2 separate regions of the Homo sapiens genome follow, and region 2 is linked to region 1. A link is a contact called in ENCODE Hi-C or POLR2A ChIA-PET data. All regions are on one chromosome and are shown on one strand. The core of a region is the stretch at or near the end of the contact, and the rest is flanking DNA. Distances in the headings are between cores, read along the strand shown. Region 1 holds the start of SEC14L5 (SEC14 like lipid binding 5). Region 2 holds the start of SLX4 (SLX4 structure-specific endonuclease subunit).

Region 1 (3,062 bases), core at 154-2,653:
CCTTACTCCCTGTTTTATTTATTTATTTACTTATTTATTTTGAGACCGAGTCTTGCTTTGTTGCCCAGGCTGGAGTGCAGTGGCCAGGTAACAGCTCACTGCAGCTTTGAACTTCTGGGCTCAAGGGATCCTCCTGCCTCAGCCTCTTGAGTAGCTGGGACCACAGGCACGTGCCAACACGCCTGGCTAATTTTTTTTTTTTTTTTTTGCGACGGAGCTTTGTTCTTCTTGCCCAGGCTGGAGTGCAGTGGCGCAGTCTCGGCTCACTGCAACCTCCGCCTCCTTGATTCAAGCGATTCTCCTGCCTCAGCCTCCCGAGTAGCTGAGATTACAGGTATACGCCACCATGCCCGGCTAATTTTGTATTTTAGTAGAGACGGGGTTTCCTCATATTGGCCATGCTGTTCTCGAACTCCTGACCTCAGCTGATCTGCCTGCCTTGGCCTCTCAGTGTGCTGGGATTACAGGCGTGAGCCACCGCGCCCTGCCTAAACTAAAAAAAAATTTTTTTGTAGAGATAGGTTCTTGCTATGTTACCCAGGGTGGTCTCCAACTCCTGGGTTCAAGCGGTCCTCCCGCTTCCGCCTCCTAAAGTGTTTGGATTACAGGCGTGAGACATGGCGCCCGGCCTCTTACCTGTTTTAAATTGTCCTTTCTCTCCGCTGGCTCCTTGAGCCCCTTTCCTGCTTATTTTTCTCTCGTTAGAGTTTTTCACTACCTCACACATCATATATTTGCCTTATTTATTGAGTGTCTGTCTCCCCACCGTAGTATAAACTCCACGAGGGCAGGGATTCGTGCGTGTGGCTCACCGGCGGCTCTCCAGCGCCTGGACAGGGCTGACCCCCAGCAGGCGCTCTGTGAAGGTGTGCAGAGTGGGCGAAGGTGCATGCGCGGGCCGTGGGGCGGGGACAGGTGGAGGAGCCAGTCAGACCCAAGTGCAGCGGGACGAGGGCGAGGTTAATCTGAGCAAGAAAAGCGTAAATTCTGCTTATCTACAAATGTAAACAGTACTGTCGGCCAGACGCAGGGTCCGGGGCGGGTCGGCCCGGACTCAGGGTCTGCTTGGAGGCAGAGCTAGATTAGGGCGGGGTCGTCCTGTGGCCTACCATTCCCCGAGGCTGAGGGCCTTGGAGGGCGGGGCCAGTGAAGGGGGAGGGGACTTCCTGAGGTGTGACCAATCTAGAGAAAGGACTGGGCTGAGGGCGTGGTCAAACAAGCGACATCTAAAAATAAGGGGCGGGGCTAGAACCAGGGGGAGTTCGCCTGGGGCGGGGCCAGAGTGGGGCGGGACCAGTTAGGGGGCAGGGCCAACCTGGGCGGGGCCATGGCCGGGGACGTGGGCGGGACCAGGTCAGGGGCGGGGCCAGGCCAGGATCTCCGCTGTCCCGGGTCCTGGAGCTCTCTCGGCCCGGCAGGTTTCGCTCCCGCCCCTCCGGCCTTCCACAGCTGTCCTGGCCGCAGGGTGTTCAAGGCGGGACACACCAGGCTAGAGATCCGCGATCGGGCCCCGCCTCAGGTACTGCGCTCCAGGCCAGGCGGGCGCGGGTAAGCGCTCAGCTCCCGAGCCAGGCGGGCTTCCAGGGCACTTCCCCTAGGCTGCATTCCCAAAGGCTCCCGAGGGCGAGGGTGAGCAAAGCTGCGGGGACCTGTGTGTGCATGCGTGTGCGATTGCCTCTACGTGTGTGTACGTGTGTGTGCATGTGCGCACGGGTGTGTGTGCGTGTGTGCACGTCTGTGCACACCAGGGGAATTGCGTGCGTGGAGCTGGGCAGGTGCGTGTTTCAGGGTGTGTGTGCAAAGTTGGAGGCGTGTGCAAAAGCAGTCCCGTGTGGGAGGGAAACCTGCGTGTGTACATGTGTGTGATAGAGACAGTGCCTGTGAAATGTGGTGAAGGCTGTGTGTGTATGTCAGGGTGTCTGGGAGGAAAATGGGAGGGCAGGTGCAAGGAGACTCGGGGGTGGGCTGTAGGCCAGCAAGTCTGTGGCAAGCTGCGGGGTGCATGCGTGAATAGAACCGTGGGAGTGTAAGAATTGCAAATGTGTGTGTGTCTGTGTGGGTGGCCGTAAGGCTTCTGGGGGCCCTCAGTGTGAAGGGGTGGGGGTAGAGGAAAGTTTGGGGGTGCTGACTGCTCTTGGAAGGCTGAGCGTGGTCTGGGGCCATGGCTAATGACAGGGAAGCTGTTGGGGCTTGGCCTGGAGTAATTTGGGGGGAATATCAGCCTTCTCAATTTGAAGGCTGGGGAGCTGTGTGGGTGGGGCCAGGGGCTGCCCCTTACACTTGGTGGGTGGTGTCCCTGCTTCCCGAGGTGGGAGCTGCAACCTCACCAGTCACTCCTCGCCCCAGGCTCTGTGCACACCCCTGCCTGGTGACCTCCATTGGTGCTCCAGCGTGAACATGGTGCAAAGATACCAGTCTCCTGTCCGAGTCTACAAGTACCCGTTTGAGCTGGTCATGGCGGTGAGTGACTCCTGATTCTTGGGCCCCCATGTGACAGTTGGAGGGGCTTGAGATCAGCTATGGCGGTAGGAAGACGGAGCTCCTTAGACTCCCAGATCAGAAGGAATTAGTGAGTTACTCAGCTGACCTGGTGGGTTTAACTTCTATCCAGTGACCTCTCTGTCCAACCATCCTATCCTCGGCCCAGTGACCAAAACACAAAGTCTTTCTTCCTTCTCCTTGTTGAAGCTGACCTGCTCCCTTACTTTAGACTCTCCTGATAGAAAACAAAGGTATCAGGGGCCAAGCCACTGCTGTCATTTCATATAATGGCATATCACAGTGATAAATGGAATGGTGGTGATAATGACAACAGCTGTTTATTGAATGTTTACAGCACTGTCTTAACAGATGATGTTTCTTCCAATTCCCGATAGCTGTTATTTTCCCATGTAACCTCCATGAAACTGAGGCTTTGACAGGTGAAGGGATGACACTAAGTTCTGTATCTACGCAGAGGTGGAGTCGGGGCTGAGATCCCCACAAAGGAGACTCTAGAACCTCACATTTGACCACAGAGCCCTCCTTCTGCTCACAGACCCCCTTCCCTCCCCTTTAAGGAA
Region 2 (3,166 bases), core at 184-2,683, 1.3 Mb before region 1:
TTATTCCTTTCAAATACAATAATGCAATCTCCACTGTCCAAGGAATCTAATTAATCATTTTGTTTTCCAGAGCTGAAAATACTCCTACCTAGAATCTACTTTGTATGGCTGGCGCATTCTCTTCTGTGTCTTCCCCTTAGAGAAGTGTCCTCTAATCCTTTATGGACCGTCTCCATCCCCGTTAATCCCTATCATCGCCCACTGTTTTCACAATGGCATCTGTCATAGGTTATCATCATATGAAACAGGTAATATCTATCGAATGCTTACTGTGTGCCAAGCACTGTTCCAATTGCTTTCCAAGTCAAACTCGTTTAATCCTTACAAGAAGCCTATATGGTGGAATCTCTTGTCATCCTGTCTTTACGGCAAGGAAACACGCGCAAGCAGAATGAGGAACTGGCCTAAAGCCAGTTCAGGAACAGCTTTCACAGTGGCAGGGCTGGGATCAAACCCAGGAAGTGTGGTTCGAAACTATCCGCTCTTGTGTTTTTATTCATCGGCTTATTATCTGTCCCCCATTAAGCTCAACACTTCAGGAGGGTAGAGATCCATCTATTACTTTGCAACCTCTTTGGCTGATCTGGTGCCTGACTTGAAATAAGTGCTCCACAACTACTTGTTGAATTCATGAATTGCAAAGAGTTCGGTATAATGGGAGTAGAGAGAAAGGTGTAGGAGAAAACGCTGCGGGGAGAGGAAAGGATTGGCTCACAAGGGCCTGGAAGGTCAGGCTAGGCAAAGTGAATTTTATCCTGTTGGATGCGGGGAGCGGCTGGAACAAATTCCACCTCCACAACTGTGTTGATCTCCGCATCTCTGTTGATATGAACCTCACAACAGTCTATCTCCTCCTATAGGTGCCCAGTCAAGATTTACTGAATGACATAACGGATCCTGCAAGCCTGCAGGTTTCCAGAGGGAAGGGGACTTGTGCCTCCTTGCTTCGTACCTACCGCAGCCCACGGCTCACAGCAGGCGAGGGATGAATGAATGGATCGGTAAGGGGCGGACCCTCCCGCTTCCCCCAACCCGGCGACCTACGGAAAGGGGCTGAGGGGTTCCCCGTCTGGGAAAAGGGCTGCCAAAGACTCTAACGGCTCTAAAGTCAGACGGAGAACCCCGATCCCCGGACTGGCCCGGACGGAGACCACCGTGGGGATCCGGATCCGCCACCCTCCTCCCTCCAGGCGGGCCCCGGCCCCTCTCCACCCGAGTGCGGCTCCTGCCTCTCCGTCGGGGCTGCGGGCCTGCCGAGGCCACGGAGCCAGCGAGGGAGACGGGCGAGAAAGGCTCTTCTCCCTTAGGAAAGAGAGAACGGCCCGAAATGACAGGACCTCCGCCTCCCGGGTGCCGACTCCCAGCCCCACAGCCCGGCTCCTCCTACCTCCGGCGCCGCCGCGGCACCTTCTTAACGGAGACTCGCGCGCCTGCGCATGCGCCGCCCGCGCCCCCGCGGAGCATTGCCTGCGCGCAGGCGCAGAGCGGGCGCGCGCGGTGGTGCGGCAGCCTCGCTTCCGGTCTTCCTCTGCGGCGCCGGGCGCGGGCCCGCGGCGGCCAGCGCTTCCGGTCGGCAGGAGGCGGGGCGAGGCGGAAGCGGCGCTTGCTTCAGGTGGAGTCTGTTAGTTTTTGAGAAAGAGTTAGGGCGAGTTTAAGGCACTGTGGCAGCTGTGAGATAAAGTCTGGTTCCTCCCCAGCTGGCTCAGGAAATGTTCGCGGATACAACGGCGGCCCCCTCTGGGCATACCTGCCTGTGGAGCGGAGAGTGGACGGTGTGAGGGGGACCGGGAGAGGCACCAAATCTGGCCTGGGGGCCCGAGAAGCTTCCTCTCAGGTGGGGTGGCGTGAGAGTCGAGGCCTGGAGGTCGGGGAGGGTTAGCTACGTGAAGAGGGGATTCTGCCGCGCTTCAGGTGCCTGGAGGGGATGCCCGAGCTCTTCCGCAGGGCTAGGGTGAAGCCAGCCAGGGCCTGGGGGAAAGGTAGCAGAGGTTTGCCATGGCTTGGTATTTGAGGGACTTTACACATCGTATTAAGGGTTTGAGCTTCAACTTGGGGTCGTCGGGAGCCATTGAAGGTTTTTTGTTGTTTGTTTTTTGAGACGGGGTTTTGCTCTTGTTGCCCAGGCTGGGGTGCAGTGGCGCGATCTCGGCTCACTGCAACCTCTGTCTCCCGGGTTCGAGCGGTTCTTGTGCCTCACCTTCCCAAGTAGCTGGGATTACAGGCGCCAGTCACCACGCCCAGCTAATTTTTGTGTTTTTAGTAGAGACTAGGTTTCACTCTGTTGCCCAGGCTGGTCTCCAACTCCTGACCTCAGGTGATCCGCCCGCCTCGGCCTCCCAAAGTGGTGGGATTACAGGCGTGAGCCACCGCTCACGGCTTTTTTTTTTTTTTTTTTTAAGTAGAGACGGGCGGTGGGGGCGGGGGGGGGAGTCTCACTATGTTGCCCAGGCTGGTCTCGAGCCCTGGCCGCAAGAGATCCTCCCGCCTCGGCCTCCCAAAGCGCTGAGATTACAGGCGTGAGCCACCACGCCCGGCGTAAGATTTTGTTTTTAAAGGCCTAATTACAGTGAGAACAGATGAGGCAAGGACACCCATTAGGAGGCTATTACATAATCTAGATGAAAAGTGAGAGCGGCCCGAATTAGGAGGTGGAGCGAAAAGAATGGAGAAATATGGAGCATAGTCAAGACGCAGTTGTTAACGATTTGCCGGTTTCTGGCCTTAACATCTGAGAGTAGTGTGCCTCCAGTCACTGAAATAATGAACACAGGAGAGGTGTAAAGGAATCAGTTTGCAGGGCAGACAATATGTTTTTTAAAAGATACAGTATCATAAAATGCACACTAGAAGTGTACATTCAGTGGTTTCCAGTACGTTCACAGGATTTGCAGCCATCGTCGCTAATTCCAGAACGTTTTAAAACCCCAAATCGAACCTGCCGTACCCATTCGTAGTCACTCCGCAATTCCCCCGACCCCATCCCCTGGCAATCACTTATCGGCTTTCTGTCTCTGTGGTTTTGCGTATTCAGTACATTTTATGTAAATGGGATCATGTGATACTTGGCTTTTTCTGCTGGGCTTTTATTAAGCATGTTTTCAAGATTTCATCCATGTAGATGAATCAGTACTGCATGCCTTTTCATGGCTGCATAATCACGTGTTTG

Evidence for each region. A loop is a pair of places that touch in the nucleus more often than their neighbours do. ChIA-PET counts read pairs that join two places held with the same protein, here RNA polymerase II (POLR2A). Pooled maps may share reads with other maps.
Region 2: a loop to region 1 is called in a map of naive thymus-derived CD4-positive, alpha-beta T cell, with 11 times the contacts of the local background. The contact joins the promoter of SLX4 here to the promoter of SEC14L5 in region 1. A Hi-C loop is called at or near these places in 1 of 168 maps with a recorded cell type or tissue (naive thymus-derived CD4-positive, alpha-beta T cell) and 4 of 50 pooled maps. POLR2A ChIA-PET finds 5 or more read pairs at or near these places in 1 of 52 experiments (activated CD4-positive, alpha-beta T cell).

The regions. Positions count from the first base shown.
Region 1 is chr16:4,956,927-4,959,988 of GRCh38, forward strand. It overlaps SEC14L5 (SEC14 like lipid binding 5), which reads left to right and starts at 1,404. Exons shown (of 16, transcript NM_014692.2): 1 at 1,404-1,519; 2 at 2,347-2,460. The coding sequence starts at 2,398. RefSeq lists silencers at 1,289-1,498, 1,297-1,592 and an enhancer at 1,396-1,931.
Region 2 is chr16:3,610,173-3,613,338 of GRCh38, forward strand. It overlaps SLX4 (SLX4 structure-specific endonuclease subunit), which reads right to left and starts at 1,434. Exons shown (of 15, transcript NM_032444.4): 1 at 1,388-1,434. It also overlaps a transcript of DNASE1 not described here. RefSeq lists a silencer at 1,292-1,641 and an enhancer at 1,682-1,751.